Linked DNA regions of Mus musculus: region 2 is linked to region 1. A link is a loop called in an ENCODE intact Hi-C map of the cell type or tissue named here. Cell type or tissue: heart. All regions are shown on one strand. Each heading gives the region's core, and the rest is flanking DNA. Links, peaks and the distances in the headings are about the cores only.

What was found. Peaks named below come from ENCODE experiments on the same cell type or tissue, not always from the same donor. Only the 100,000 strongest peaks of a DNase experiment are listed, where the experiment ranks them.
Region 2: a loop joins it to region 1, with 5 times the contacts of the local background. A loop is called at or near these places in 7 of 42 quality-filtered maps.

What each region holds. Positions count from the first base shown.
Region 1 is chr3:8,590,418-8,598,754 of GRCm38, reverse strand. No RefSeq gene overlaps it. Among named protein-coding and RNA genes, the nearest start is that of Gm32496, 33 kb to the left of the region's middle. In heart, for the core only: a CTCF peak has its summit at 3,864 (motif pointing left); DNase peaks (open chromatin) are centred at 3,244, 3,874 and 4,504; H3K4me3 peaks cover 578 bases.
Region 2 is chr3:9,033,465-9,041,801 of GRCm38, reverse strand. No RefSeq gene overlaps it. Among named protein-coding and RNA genes, the nearest start is that of Gm46832, 10 kb to the right of the region's middle. In heart, for the core only: a CTCF peak has its summit at 3,309 (motif pointing right); DNase peaks (open chromatin) are centred at 3,271 and 7,721; H3K4me3 peaks cover 1,091 bases; H3K27ac peaks cover 2,606 bases.

The sequences.
Region 1 (8,337 bases), core at 193-8,192:
GCATCACTCCTGTCTACTGATGTCCAGTCCGCCTCTGTGCAGGATGCTGACTGTGGAGGCTCGTTTCACTGTGTGATGGGAGATGGCATCCCTTCCTCTTCACTCTAAGAATTATACTAACCTTCCATTTGTTTCCTTCATCTAGACTGCTCTGTCTTTTAACCCTGCATCACATCCCCCAAACCTGTGTCACATCCTCTCCCCACCGCACCTTTCCATTTTCATTAGGGCCCTGGGTTCGTTTTACTCAGGCTGGGCTCCTGCAGTGTCCTCATGACAGTGTTGACTTAAAAAAAAAAAAGAAAAAGAAAAAGAAAAAGAAAAAGAAAAAGAAAAAGAAAAAGAAAAAGAAAGAAAGAAAGAAAGAAAGAAAGAAAGAATAGGGCTGGGGAGGGCTGGGCAGCTGTGCAGTGGCCCCAGCTTGCTGAGTAAGCTCATGACTCAAGGTAGGATTCCCAGAACCCATATAAAAATCTGATACAGTAATGCATGGGAATTTGGAAATATTTCCCACATTTCTATGGGACTATGGGAAACAGAGACAGGAACAGCCCTGGAATCCAGGCTAGTTAGGCTATTACAGGTGCTGGTGAACAGTGAAAACTCTGCCTCAAAAGGTGTGGAAGCAAAGGACCGACACCCAAGGTCATTGTCTGTCGTCCACACACTGCTGTGACACGTGCTCCCCGCCATTCACACAGAGACCAGGGTCTTTATCTGCGTCCCTTTTAGGCTGTTGGTTGTTGTATCAGCTGAGACCATTTTCTACTACAAATTATTCTCTTCAACTATTAAAATACCTTTTCTCTCACACATATATGTTGTAGTCTTCTCTGATATATCCAGTGCTCTGTAGTGTAAAGTTGTTCTTAGGATCACAAAACCATCAGTTCCCATCCTTTGCTGGTCCCATCTCCTCCCATGGTAAATCAGTTTGACCCTGAGCCTGGGTGTGATTGACTACCAGGTCTGTTTCTGCCTCTGCCAAGCACGTATGAAAGTTCCTCCTACCTGGAAGATCCTTTCTCCAGTAGTTCAGTTAGAAGACACCAGTTTCCCCTACAGGGAGCTAGTAAAGTCCTGAGTCAATATGTATTGTTGACATGGATATTTCCCAGTCAAAGACTCTCAGCCCCATTGGAGTGGCAAAGCACCAGTTTTACCAGGGTGAGGCTCAGAAGAAGGGCAAAAGCTTTCTCAGGCCTGAGTTTGAGACTCTTGATAGAAAATGTTCACCGTAGCCACCCCCGAGACTGTTCCTACAGCATTGGCTAAGCCTACTTCCTTGTTCAGCTGTATGCAACAACCTTTCCTTCCTTCCTTCCTTCCTTCCTTCCTTCCTTCCTTCCTTCCTTCCTTCCTTCCTTCCTTCCTTCCTTCCTTCCTCCCTTCCTCCCTTCCTCCCTTCCTCCCTTCCTCCCTTCCTCCCTTCCTCCCTTCCTCCCTCCCTTCCTCCCTCCCTCCCTCCCTTCTTCCCTCCCTCCCTCTCTCCCTCCCTCCCTCCCTCTCTCCCTCCCTCCCTCCCTCCCCCCTCCCCTCCAGTTCAATAGTATATAATAAATTCACTGAGCTTCTGGGATGCTTCAGTTCCTCCATCAGAGAATCTAGCTTCTCCATGTCTGGGTATATGTCCTTTCTTCATTCCTTCACAGCCCAAGTTATGTCAATTCCTGAAGCCAAGCAAGGACATGGCATCTCTCACATAGCACCTTTTCTACTTTTCTTTTGAAAAATATTTTTGTTGCTATTATTATTAATTTTATTACGTTTGTGAGTGTGTAAAAATCAGAGGACAATTTTGTGAAGTGAGTTCTCTCTTTGCTTCACCATGTATGTTCTGAAGATCAAACTCAGGTTTGCCAGTGACTGACTTTATCCCCTGAGGCACTGCCAGCTCATGTCTAGCATCTTTCATTGAGCATCTCCCTATCAGATCAGGACACTTATGTTAGCGCCTCCATTATCATTTCTATCATTACTACACTCACATTAGAGACTGTCTATCTTCCTTACATGTATGTCTATCTTCCTTACGCGCGCGCGCGCGCGCGCGCGTGTGTGTGTGTGTGTGTGTGTGTGTGTATGTATGTATGTATGATCTAGGAATGAATTTTGGTTAATCTTGTTTGTCAGCTTAGCAGGTTCTGGATTCAGCTAAGAGACTCCTTTGGATGGGCATGCAAGGTTACTTTCCGGGAGAATTCAATAAGGGCAGTGGGCACCATCTTCTGGCAGACTCCCAGGTACAGACAGGTCTGTGGGGAGCAGTGCCCTCTTGTTCTCTTGGCTGTCTTGTGCCTCCCTGGGATCTCCCTTGATGCAGCAGCCACCACCCTTGGCTGCCATCGGAACCCAGCTGAAGACCAGTGATTTTCTAAGAACTGTTTGGGTGTTAGCACCAGATTAAAGATGTCATTCAGCTCCGAGGTCTGAGCAACTAGAGGTTCTCAGGCTCAAACAGCCATTGTGGGTAGTCTTTGCAAGATGGTCTAGGAAATCCCCTTCATCAGCAAGGCTCTGGGTTCTGTTCCTCTAGAGAACTCTAATTGCCCATCTTCTATCTTTAATTATCTAGTCATCTTCAATGTAGTAAAACACACACTCGCTCTCTCACACACACAGCATTACAAATAAATGATTTATTCAATGGTCTGCCAGGCCTTATGGCTTATTCATATCTCTGTCTTTTAACATAAGTGGCCCATTACTAGTAGCTGAGGAAATTAATACTTTTTAAATTTTTTTTAAAGAAGAGACAGTCTTACCCTGTGTCCCAGGCTGGTCAGGAAACCAAGCTCCTGCCTCAGTGCCCTGCGTCTGGGCTTGCAGGTGTGTGGTGCCAAGCTCTGCACCTCATCCCTGTCATCTACACTCTCATATCTCATCTCCACTGGGCACTTGGTGACCTGGTGATTCAGCGAACTCTTACTGTTAGTCTCTCTTATACTACTGCTCATATTTGTAAAAAGAATCCAATTCTAGTTTCTCAGGACAAGGAAGTGTGTTTCCATCGCTGTTCCTGCACATTTTACGCACGATGTTTAGTGAATAGCTGTTGATTGAATAACCAGGAAGCAAAGCCTGGGTCATTTCCTTCCAACTTTTATGGCATTTTACTTCCTGAAACAGTGTCTGGTTCCTCCTGCAAGATTATCTGAAGCTGTGGGACGCCCTCTTTGCTCCAATCAGGGCCTCTAGTTCTGACAGGAATCACATCCTTAGGTGTCTTGAATGACACACTCTGGAAAGCACCTGGTCACTGAGTTTTGCAAAGAAATGGCACTGTGCCAGGGCTTGCTCCCTCCTTCTAGCAGCAAGCAGCGAGGACTCTTTCCATTCTGCTAGCCAGCAGCAAGCAGCTCTGCTTTCCTCACTACCAAGCCAAAAAAAAAAAAAAAAAAAAAGGTAATTGCCTCTCATCTGTTTGAATAACCTAAGATGAAGCTAAATAAAGCTATTCAACAGGAAGGAAGCAGCATTTGGAAGTGCTCAAACAGCACAAATACCGAAGAGGAACCGGAAAATTCCTTTGCACCTATTATGAATACCTGCTAGGACCTATAGCCAAGTGACAGAGATGATAAATGACCAGGAAGTAAGGATTCAGTCTGGCAGATAAGGCTAATTGCAGAACTCTGAATATGAGTGCATCCCGCCTTCATAGATTTTAATCCCACTATCATTTTATCATCTTTGAGGGTTGTGTTTATTACCGATGTGGAGGGAGTGAATAACACTTTGCTTATATTATATATATATTATATTATGTTATATACTATTTCCTAAAGGTACTGTCTGCAAACATTCAGTGCAGCCTTGGTCCAGGGAGTTCTCATCACTTGTGATTAAACACTGCCCCCTGGTGGCTCAGAGGGATCTCACATTTTTGTCCTGAAAGGGAAGTGAGATGGGCCAGTCTCCCTATCTCCTTTGTAAAGTCTTCCCAGTGCTATCCTCTCCCCGCAGTGATATTGTACACCTTCGTGCGTTCCTCATGTCTACTCATCTTTAGCTCTGTCCAACGGTTAAGGAAACCCAGCGAGTTCCTACTGTGTGCGCGGCGCTCTGCTGTCGCTTCAGAGGAAATTCTCTGAACGTTTGTCAGTTGCTGTTTCTCCATTTTCCTAACAGGTTCTGACTTTCGTCACTTGTTGAATACAAACATTCATATTCAGTCTCATTGTTTACTGTAAATTTACCCTCATAGATTAGATGTGCAGGGAGTGAAGTGGGCGGAGACAAAGCTCATTTCCATGTAGTTCCTTCTGTGTTTCCAGTAACTATCTAAACATTTGGCACTTAACACCCCTCAGTAAAGTTCATGGGATAGGTTAGTGATTTCAGTGTCGATGTGGTAGCCGTGGGCAGTGATGAGCAAAGGGTGATGGGAAGAGAAGAGAGCTGCCCATTCTGAGACGTTCAGGGGACGGAGTGGTGTTCCCAGGTTCCCAAAGGAGGGCATTGGAATCAGTACACGTGCTGGAGGAGGGTCCTCAATCCAGGAAAACTGCACGCACAGATGTACAGCTGGGAAGGACCTGGTGATGGAAAGCTATGACCACTGCTGGTCAGCAGCGTTGGAGGGAGAAGCGTGGGATGATGTCTGCATCCTGCCAGAGGTGCTGAAGGGCAGAGAACACTATCTGTGGGTCAGTGGCAGCCACTGTTAGAGAAGGAAGTGGTGACGTTTGCTTCCTAGAGTTCTGTTTTCAGAAGAGAACAGCGCAGTATCCAACCAAGCTAAAGGCTGGTTTCTATGCACTTATGCACAGGGTGTGGCACACAGTCATTTCTACACACGTGAAAATAAGAGTTACAAAGAACGAGAATGAGATAAAGAAAGATATTTTTGGGAATGGCTGATGGCAGAGGGATGGAAGGGAGGAGAGTGGCTATGGTTTAGTGTTTGGGAGAGCAGAGAAGAGAAGGCAAAGGTGGCCAGCCCCCTCAGGCTGTGTGAGCACTGGGGAAACTGTGCACCCATGGTTTCCACGAGGGCTTCTGCCAGTCTCAGGGTTGCTTACTGAGCTCACAAGGTTGCAGTAAAGTTCTACAGATTCTGTACTCCCTTCCCAGGGCGTACTCATTCTGGGCTCTGTTTAAGTTACTTCTCCTCAGAGCCTTGTTTGTGTCCCCTACAGACCACCACTGACTGGCTTAGATCTAGCCTATACTTGGAAAGGCTTTAATTGTGAAGCAGGAGAAGAAAAGCCTCTGAGTTATCTATTATATTTTGTTTATTATTATATTTATGATTTTTTGAGATGAAGTCTCACGTAGCCCAAATTTGCTCCATCATCAAGGCTGACTAAGAACTCCTGATCCTCCTGCCCTCACACCCCCTAGTAGTAAGGTTGAGTTATGCACTGCCATGCTTGGCACAAATACATTTTAAAAGCTTTGTCTTTTAAATTATTTCTAGTATCACTTAGAGAATGAAAATAATTAACTCAACCTACTCCTGGTGGTGTAGGGTGTACCACTTGGGAAACTCAGTTTAAAGCCTGCTTGGAATACAAGAGAGCTCAAGGTCAGCTTGGGCAACATAATGAGACTCTACTGTCACCACCACCATCACCATCAACAACAACGATAATGACAAATCGACTATGCATGTAGACTTACTACGTGCTACGGCGCCTCACGTGAGACTAAGGTTTAATCTTCAGTTCAGCAAACCCTTTTTTCTTCAAGATGTGTTCATTTGAAGTTACTGTCATTGGTTATGGTATAAAATCACCAGGTTATTGTTCCTTTTGCCCTAATACAGTATGCACATGCTTAGTGACTGATAGTCAAGTTATTAATCCTTTGAGATTTCTTATTTGGTACTTATTGGCTTTAAAAATACTTTTCACACTTTGTGATCATATTTTTTTCCACTCTTCCAGCTCCTCCCAGGTCCTCCTCACCTCACTACCTATGAACTTCATGTTCTTTCTCTGTCTCTCAAAAACCAAACAAAAGCCCAATAATCAATCAATCAGTCAATCGATCAATCAATCAATCAAACAATCAATTAACCAACCAACCAACCAACCAACCAACCAACCAATCAATTAAAACATAGAAATACAAAGAAAACTGAAACAAAATCCAAACCAAACCAAACTTGGATCTTATGCAAGAGCAGGTAATACTCTTTTCCATTCATATTCACACACACACACACACACACACACACACACACACACACACACACACTACTTAGGGGTTTATTGTTGTGAAAAGACAACATGGCCAAGGCATCTTTTATAAAGAAAATTTTAAATGGGCCTATCTTATAGGCTTAGAGATTCAGTCCATTATCATCACGGTGGGAAACATGGCAGCATGCAGGTAGACATAGTGCTTGAGGAACCAAGAGTTCTACGTCTTGATCGGAAGGCAGCCAGGAGGAGGCTGTCATCATCTGCACTGGGAAGAGCCTGAGCACAGGAGACCTAAAAGTCCACTCCCACAGTGACACACGTCCTTCAACAAGGCTACACTTTCTAATAGTGCCACTTCCCACGGGCCAAATATTCAAACACATGAATCCACAGGGCCCAAACGTATTTAAACCAACACACTCAGAGATACACTTAAAAATTAGATATCACAGTTTAAGGAAGACCAGTCTAGTCTCTTATTCTCTGGAGATTGTGCCTGGGTCTCTGTGTTAAATTTATGGCAGTTTGTCACCTACCACAAAAAAGAAGCGTCTCTAGTGAGGGTTGACTGATCTGCTGACTTATGAAGACAGAGGTAAGCATTAGGAGCAGGTTTAAAGCTGTGTCAACTTAGCAGAATGCAGTGATAAGAAGAAATTAAGTGTAAGTTTTATACAAGGTGTGTGTGGCCACAGGCCCTCAGTTCCATTTCTTTTCTCTCCTGTTTTTATTTTTATTTTTTGGAGTGAGCTTTAAGTCCAATCAGAAAGTGCTTGGTTACTCCCATAATATTAAGAGCTCTATTGTACTAGCAGGCATGTCCTGTAGGTTGATCATTAGTATAGCCCACAGCTGGGAAGACTGATGGTTATGGTTCTCCATCAGTAGAGTGCACAGTGTCTTACAGCACATGAAAGCTATCCAGCAAAGGAGAGGATTCCAGTTGAGTACCAATTTGATCTCCTGTGGTCTAGAACTTCAGCAGCAAGGCCTCACCATCAAGTTCTGGAGAGTAACTAAGAGCACTGGCAATAGTCTTTAATATTTGGGGTCTATGGGACCCCACTGACCAAATAACTCCAAAGGAGGTAACCCTAGCATTGCATCTTTTTATTTGATAGCTTATGGTTTCCAGAATGGATAGTGTTCCCCTATTATCAGGTAACTCTGTGTTTAAATTGTGTGTGTGTGTGTGTGCATGGGTCTCTCTCTCTCTCTCTCTTTCTGTTAGGATGCTTCTATGGTAGTAGGTTTCCATTTGAGTGTGTGTGTGTGTGTGTGTGTGTGTGTGTGTGTGTGTGTTTATGGTAGTCAATTTCCATTTGACTTTCTCAAGGCTCAGAGATCATCATGGCGAAGGGGCAAAAAGATTATAACAGCCAGAGGAAGTGGATGACTGCAACACAACACTGTTTTCTGAACATGGCAGGACAGTTACACTTGTGAGTTGTGGCAGTTGTAGCATGCACAATAGCATGGCAAGCTCAAGCCAGAAACAGTTCAAGTGTGGAGAGAGAGGTCATTATGTCCCTAGTTGGGGAGCTACTGGTGGATTATAAATTTAGGGAGAGAGAGAGAGAACATGTTGCCTTAATCTGTGGCTCCTGGGAAGTCAGTTACAGCCTAGTAGGTGACTCTACACCCAGAAGTGAACAGACAGCACAAGATTGGGTTGTACGGGTTAGTAAACAAGGGGCAGAAACATGGGGATGGGAAGTAGGGGTGGGTTTAGGAGAGATTGTGGGGCTGGAAGGTGACTGATAGAAAGCCATTGTATGAAATTCTCAAAGGATTAGTTTTTAAAATGAAAATGAATAACATCTGAAAGCAATAAGAAGGCTTATCTTATTTATGTCAGTCATCTTTGGTCCAGCCATTTCTTCTGTTCATTCACTTCACAAGGAAGCAGCAGGCTTCTGCCATGAACCTGGTATGTTGTTACACATGACTGGCAGATCACAGAGCTTTTCAGACACAGGATGTGACAGTGCTCTCCCCATCCACAGGACAGTAATATGGGAAAACAGACTCTCTCCAGGAGAAGAAAGAATAACTATAATATTTTATGTGAAAAACGGACACAAGCAGATTCCAGCATTGGAACCCCACCTTGGATGGAATGCATGGGGAGAATGTCAAAGGGTAACTACGTGTCAAAAGACTACCCTGTGCTTTGCACAATTTT
Region 2 (8,337 bases), core at 90-8,089, 440 kb before region 1:
ATCTTGGTAGATTTTACCTTTGATGAGCATGAAGTGCCCCTCCTTGTCTTTTTTGATAACTTTGGGTTGGAAGTCGATTTTATTCGATATTAGAATGGCTACTCCAGCTTGTTTCTTTGGACTATTTGCTTGGAAAATTGTTTTCCAGCCTTTCACTCTGAGATAGTGTCTGTCTTTTTCCCTAGGTGGGTTTCCAGTAAGCAGCAAAATGTTGGGTCCTGTTTGTGGAGCCATTCTATTAGTCTATTTTTATTGGGGAATTGAGTCCATTCATGTTAAGAGAAATTAAAGAAAAGTAATTGTTGCTTCCTGTTATTTTTGTTGTTAAAGTTGGGATTCTGTTCTTGTGGCTGTCTTCTTTTAGGTTTGTTGAAGGATTGCTTTCTTGCTTTTTCTAGGGCATAGTTTCCGTCCTTGTGTTGGTGCTTTCCCTTTATTATCCTTTGAAGGGCTGGATTTGTGGAAAGATATTGTGTGAATTTGGTTTTATTATGGAATACATTGGTTTCTCCATCTATGGTAATTGAGAGTTTTGCTGGGTATTTTAGCCTGGGCTGGCATTTGTGTTCTCTTAGGGTCTGCATAACATCTGTCCAGGCTCTTCTGGCTTTCATAGTCTCTGGTGAGAAGTTTGGTGTAATTCTAATAGGCCTGCCTTTATATGTTACTTGTCCTTTTTTTCTTCCTGCTTTTAATATTCTCTCTTTATTTAGTGCATTTATTGTTCTGATTATTATGTGTCGAGAGGAATTTCTTTTCTGTTCCAGTCTTTTTGGAGTTCTGTAGGCTTCTTGTATGTTCATGGGCTTCTCTGTTTTTAGGTTTGGGAAGTTTTCTTCTATAATTTTGTTCAAGATATTTACTGGCCCTTTAAGTTGAAAGTCTTCATTCTCATCTACTCCTATTATTTGTAGGTTTGGACTTCTCATTGTGTCCTGGGTTTCCTGGATGTTTTGAGTTAGGATCTTTTTGCATTTTGCATTTTTCTTTGATTGTTGTGTCAATGTTCTCTATGGAATCTTCTGCACCTGAGATTCTCTCTTCCATGTCTTGTATTCTGTTGCTGATGCTCACATCTATGGCTCCTGATTTCTTTCCTAGGGTTTCTATCTCCAGAGTTGTCTCCCTTTGGGTTTTCTTTATTGTTTCTACTTCCATGTTTAGATCTTGTACAGTTTTGTTCAATTCCATCACCTGTTTGGGTGTGTTTTCCTGTAATTCTTTAAGGGATTTTTGTGTTTCCTCTTTAAGGACTTTTACCTGTTTAGCAGTGTTTTCCTATAATTCTCTAAGAACTTCTACCTGTTTTCTTTAAGGAGTTGTAACTCTTTAGCAGTTTTCTCCTGTATTTCTTTTTTTGTTTTGTTTTGTTTTGGTTTTTCGAGACAGGGTTTCTCTGTATAGCCCTGGCTGCCTGGAACTCACTTTGTAGACCAGGCTGGCCTCGAACTCAGAAATCCGCCTGCCTGTGCCTCCTGAGTGCTGGGATTAAAGGCGTGCGCCACCACGCCCGGCCTCTCCTGTATTTCTTTAAGTGAGTTATTAATGCCCTTCTTAAAGTCCTCTACCAGCATCATGAGATATGATTTTGAATCCAAATCTTGCTTTTCGGGTATGTTGGGGTATCCAGGACTGGCTGAGGTGGGAGTGCTGGGTTCTGATGATGGTGAGCGATCTTAGTTTCTGTTGGTAAGATTCTTACGTTTACCTTTCACCATCTGGTAATCTCTGGTGTTAGTTGTTATAGTTGTCTCTGGCTGGATGGAGCCTGTTCCTCCTGTGATTCTGTTAGCCTCTGTCAGCAGTCCTAGGGGTCCAGCTCTCTCCTGAGTCTCAGTGGTTAGAGTACTCTCTGCAGGCAAGCTCTCCTCTTGCAGGGAAGGTGCACAGAGGTCTGGTGTTCAGACCTGCCTCCTGGCTGAAGATGAAGGCCTGAAACAGGGCCTGTCCCAGAAGATTTGTTGCCTCTGCAGTCTGCATGCTCACCTGCACAGACTGGTCTCCGAGGGACCAGACACAAGATGGCTCTCTCACCTGCTCTGGGAGTCAGAGCCCTCCCAGGAGGCCACCTCTCCTCTGGTGGGGAAGGTGCCCCGATGTCTGGAGCCCGAAATGGGGGTCTGTCCCAGAAACTGTGTTGCTTCTGCAGTCTGCTTGTTTGCCCTCCGCAGTCTGTGAGCTGACCTGTGCAGACTGGTCTACCTATATTAAACTTTCATAATGGTGTAATTTTTAAATTCTTTCTGGTTCTGAATAAAGACAGTATTTTTAAGCTGAAAAAAAAAGTGGGGGCTGGTGAGATGGCTCAGCGGGTAAGAGCACTGACTGCTCTTCTGAAGATCCTGAGTTCAAATCCCAGCAACCACATGGTGGTTCACAACCACCTGTAATGAGATCTGACGCCCTTTCTGGTGTGTCTGAAGACAGCTGCAGAGTACTTATGTATAATAATAAATAAATCTTTGGGCTGGAGCAAGTGGGTCCAGCCAGAGCGAGCAGAGGTCCTAAAATTCAATTCCTAACAACCACATGAAGGCTCACAACCATCTGTACAGCTACAGTGTACTCATAGACATAAAATAAATAAATAAATCTTTTATTTTAAGTGTGTTTTCCTGTGTAAAACTTTGCCCAGAATGAATGAGATTTATATGGGTCTCTTTCATGCTTGTTTGCTTACTCTCTGTCTGTCTCTTCCCTCCCCTCCCCTCCCCACCCCACTTCCTTTCTTTCAGGCAGCATCTTTCCATGTTATCCCAATTGGCCTTGAACTCCAGGCATTTCAGCCTCCCAAATGCCCTGGTTTTGTTTTTGAAACAGGGTCTCAAAAGTTCAGAGATGACTTTGAACTTGTGATATATGAAGGTTATCTGTATGGTTTATCAAATAAACATGGAACGTAAAAGGGGATATTATTAATAATTTGGTCAGGAAAAATAGGCATAAATACCCATGGGACAAGTGGCAGAGGACGTGGGGGGTGGTGGTGGGGTCTCAGGAGACCAGACATGGACCTAAAGAAACTGTAGGACTTCCAGGAGGAAGCTCGGGGCTGGAGCGACGTCCAGAGGCCTAGAAGGACCTAAGAGAAAACACTACCTGTGGCCCAGACATGCTAAGGAAGCTCTAATTCCTAGGGGGGGACAGGACTGGGGGACAGGACTGGGGGACAGGACTGCGGGAGTGAAGCAGCTGCAGGCAGTGGAGGCTGGAGCCTGCGGTAGCAGCACGGACCTAAGGGGCGTGTCCTGTGGGGACAGTGCTGAGGCTGAAAGTAGGGCGAGCTCTTGCAGAGGCACTGGCTGCACAGCAGGGGGCAGGGCTGCCTGGGCCGGCGTCACTTCAGCTGGTGACTCTGTGGCTGGCAGTATGCATGCAGCTCGCAGAAGGTTAAATAGGACAGGCACAAAGGTTTAAAATGAGGTTTGGAAAAGTTCAGAGAGTGGAGGAGTCACACTGAGTGTTCGTAGAAGGCAGAAGAGAAAGCAGGGACGCATTCCGGTGTTTTTGTTCGGTGCTAAAGTGCACCATTAATGAACAGTTTTCAGATGGAGGAGAGCGTCTCTATCACTAGCAGAGGCTGGTGAGCAGAAGTCGAGAGAAAGGGCTTTTCCATGTTTCTGAAGAGTCCCAAAAGAGCGACCTCTGGGACAGAGGGTATCATCACCTAGACTCCCTCACCCAGAGAGACTCCATGGGGATCCATGAAGGAATCTGAAACCTGTCAACAGGGTTTTCAGACAGCTAAGAGCAAATGCTGAATTCTAGCAGTACAGCCACAAGACGCGAAAGGAAAGCTTGCCAACCGCACCGAACTGAACGGACTGTGTGTATCAGGTGTAGAAATCTAAGGAGTTCAGTTAGTCACTGTTGGATGAAGAAGGCTGGCGCCGGAAGGTCGGAAAGGGCGAGACCCGGACTAAGGGAGGGTATCCTATAGGCCGATATCTGAGTGATGACTCGATGTGAAGTGATTGCTATCTGCTCAGGACCAACTTCTCAGCATAGAGGAGATTTATTTGCCCCAGAGGGACAGAGAAAGGGAATAAGAGACAGAAGACATGGGAGAAGGGGAGGGAACAAGGAAGAAAGGGCAGGATATTGGGGGGGGGGATAGCCTCAGGATAGACAGTTTATAAAGGGAAGGGGGAACCCCATATGAGGATGAGATGTTTACTTTTAATGGGCCATGTTAATTAGGTGGTCAAAGGAGGCTTTTGATTGCTGGACTTCAATACTTTGATAGCTGGACCTTGGTAGTCAGCTTCGGGATGAAGGAGTGGCTAAATTGATGGCCTTGGGGACTAGCTTCAGGAATGCAATCAGGTGTGGCCTAGTTAGAGTACATGTGTCACTATAGGTAGGTGTTGAGAAGTCAAAAGTGCAGGCAAGGCCTAGTGTGCCTGCATCCGCCTCTCTCTCTCTCTCTCTCTCTCTCTTTCTCTCTCTCTCTCTCACACACACACACACACGCCTCTCTCTCTCTCTCTCTCTCTCACACACACACACACACACACACACGCCTCTCTCACACACACACACACACACACACACACACACGCACGCACGCACGCACGCACGCACGCACGCGCGCTCTCTCTCTGCTTGCTGCCTGTGGAGGACGTAAAGCTCTTAGCTACCCCTCCATTACTCTGCTTAGCTGCTTACCACCATGATGACCATTGACTAACCTAACCCTCTAAAACTGTAAGCAAACCTCCAATTAAATGCTTTTTAAAATAAGAGTTGCCTTGGTCATGATGTCTCTTCACAGGAATAAAACAGTGACTATCTTGACACAAACTAGGGTTATCGGAAAGGTGGGAACTTCAATTGAGAAAATGCTCTCACAAAACGAAAACAAAAGCACAGAGCCATAATTTGCAGCTGCCTGTTGGTGGCCCACGCCTTTAATCCCAGCACTGGGAGGCAGAGGCAGGTGGAGCTCTTGAGCTCAAGGCCAGCCTTGTGTACAGATCGAGTTCCAGGCCAGTCAGGACTAAACAGAGAAACCCTGTCTTTAGAAAACAAACAAACAAGCAAAAACAGAAAAAAATGCCGCTAACACAAAGGCTGTGAGTGTTGCAAATTGGAACTCAGTTCGAGCTTGACTCAGGCAGAAGCCTCTATGCTTTGCTGAGACACACTCAATGCACTCTCTCTGCAGAAGCAGACAGCACCGTTTGCACGAGCAGGTGTGTTTCTCTGGAATATGGTTAGTGCATCGATTATGCTGACAACATTTGATAAATAAGCTTAGCTATGGATTTAGTCCTACACTGTTTCAAGCCCCGGGAGTCACATTTACCATCTAATGTGTAGCTAAGCATATTCAAGAAAAATTTAGTACCTTGTTAGTTAGCATCATGCCAGTCTACAGAAAAGTAAACACAGATCCAATCCATTATCCCTGGGAGAGTTTTCATGACGAACACTATAAAAATATAAAACGTAAGTATTAGAATTAAGACCTGCGGGATTGCAGTCCAGGCTGTGACTGATAATCAACCGAGTGATTTCTTTTGCTAGGACTTTTTGAAGTGGGGTTGATGGCGTACTCCATTATTACATGCTATGTATTACCTCAGTATTGATTGAAGCTGCTTCAAATTGCTCTTACATGTACTGGGCTATTAAAGCATCTTACAGAGGATACTGATGAAGACATGACATGTGGGTCCATGCATTTCTTTTTGTCTTTTTTTTTTCTCCCTCTTTTTTTTTTTTTGGTTTTTCAAGACAGGGTTTCTCTGTGTAGCCCTGGCTGTCCTGGAACTCACTCTGTAGACCAGGCTGGCCTTGAACTCAGAAATCTGCCTGCCTCTGCCTCCTGAGTGCTGGGATTAAAGGCATGCGCCACCACGCCTGGCTCGGTCCATGCATTTCAAGAACACCTCACTCACTCCTTACGACATGTGTTCAGGCACCAGGGGGGTTTTCTTTTTTCTTTTTTTCTTTCCTTTTATTGAAAATAGATTCTTTTCTCACACAGTACGGTTATCATATTTCTCTCTTGCTAAATATGCTATTTCCATCTAGGGTCGTGGCTGAGGGGTCATGAAAGTACATGGTATAGAAATTCCATGTATAGCTACTGTGGGGCCACAGTAAAGGACATGGAGAAGGGAAAGGTCAGGAGAGAAAAGAGACCAATCCCCTGGCACCAGCAGACACAGCATCTGTGGTTGAAGTACAGACCGACACAGTGAAACACCCGCCACAGTGTACTAGCAAGGGAAGGTCCAGTCTCAAAAATGAGATAGGTTTAAACCATCTAGGACTGATATTTCACACTACATCTCTCCTGCTGGTTTCTGGCTCCTAGAGTTGCTGAGAATCAGCTAAAATGAGGGAGCCCATGCTCCAGTTACAAAAACAAAGGGTATGTGGGGGAGGGGTGCCGGAGAGAGGGCTTGAGAACACTGATTGCTCTTCCTGAGGACCTGGGTTTAATTCCCGGAACCAAATGGTGGCTCACAACTGCCTGTAAGTCCAGTTGCAAGGGATCTGACATCCTCGGGCAGATATGCAAGCAAAATGCCAATGCACATAAAATGAATAAATTAAAAAATAACAACCCATACTTATATATAAACAAACTTAACTAAACCCCACCTCCCCTTCTCCCCCACAACAAGAACTATCTGGGAGATGAAGAGGCTCAGAGAAAGTGAGTGCAGAGTGGGCCACGTATCATCAAAATACCATGTATGCATGTGTGCAATTGTTGACACACTGCATGCTTGTATGCAGTTGTCGACACATTGCATGCTTGTATGCAGTTGTCGACAGACAAAGCATATGAAGAGGACTGACAGAGTGGAAGAAGAAGGGAGGAGAAACAGAAGTAGGTAAGAAACTTCTTAAAGCAAGAGCCCTGCTTGCCCCCCCCCCCCCCCCCCCCCCGACTTCCACAGTCTGGTGCTGAGCTAGCTGGTTGACCTTTGACCTTCATAGAACACCTCAAAGCTCAGCACCACACTTTGTTCTGGAAGGATCAGATGGCAAGTCTGAAAGGTATATGCAGACACTGACTGCAAAGTGCCCTTTGGCCCAGTGCTCTGAAACTGTGAAGATACCACAGAAACCGGAAGCTGAAACTCCTGCTGAGGGAGAGAAATCAGCCCTAAAGCTCACTGCACGTCAGAGTGCTGTTGCTGGCTGTCAGTGTTGTCTCTGTTTAGTACCACTTTAGAAGGGCGTGACATTGGATAATCGCCTTGGGGTGGGGTGGGAGAAGGCCACGTGTTTAGAAAGAGATCCATCTGTCGTGCAGCTTATATAATGAAGCCATTATTGTCTTGTCTGCTTGGATTTGGAGCTTGCCATACTCTCTGTGGCTCCCCGGCTTAGCCGCCCCTGCTTATGGCTTGAAAAATAATTGCACTCTTGCTTTTAACTGTAGTGTGATTTCCTGTTTGTAGACATCATCATGCCGCAAGTTGTATTCGTAACACAATTAAGGTGTGTATAATCTGGTATGCCTTTTGTTTAGTTTTCTTGTGACTCAATAGACAGAGAAGGGATACCACGGAGGTTTTATGTTGGATAATCACCCATGCATCCTGCCGGCACTGCCGTGCCCATTTTCAGTCCTCTAGAGAAGACGAGAATAGTGTTCCAGAAATATCAGCTAATGGCCCACTGCCTTTCCCTAACTTCCCTCGAGAAGATTTATCTTCATCTGACTCTGCACCAGCAACCGGAAAGCGCACTTACCAGCTTGTAAAGCACTTTCTACACCAGTGGGACAGTGAATGACGGGCAGAGTGATGTCATTCCTCTGCCTTGCTTCACAGCTGAAGTGAAATATTTGCTAACTATTTCACGCATTTTTTAAAAACGGACGTAAATGATAAACAACAGAACTTCAACAATTGAAACCCTGCAGGAGAGAACGTAAAACCTTGCTTGCTGCTCTGCCTGTTGCCATGTGGTCAGGAGAGAGAGCTTTTAAATTGAAGTGTTGACCTAGTCCTCCCAGCAGACTAAAGAATGACGGGCCGGCCGTCCTGAAAGAACCCCCACTCACTGTGCCTGCAGGCAGGCTTTTAGGGAGCTGCCATCTTGAACAACAGACATGTTTGGAGCATCAATCAGACAAATACAATGAGAAACTCCTTGCATGTGTTATTAGATCACCGTCACAAAGTAGTTCTCCGAGTTATTTACTTTTGTGTGTGTGGTACTCTGAATTGAAGCCAGTGTCTTATGCATGCCAGGCAAGTACTCTACAACTGAGGTACAGCTTGGTCCTTCAAATTGACTTTTAATTGAAATGTCTCCTGATCAGTCTGAGTGTGTGTGTGTGTGTGTGTGTGTGTGTGTGTGTAGGGG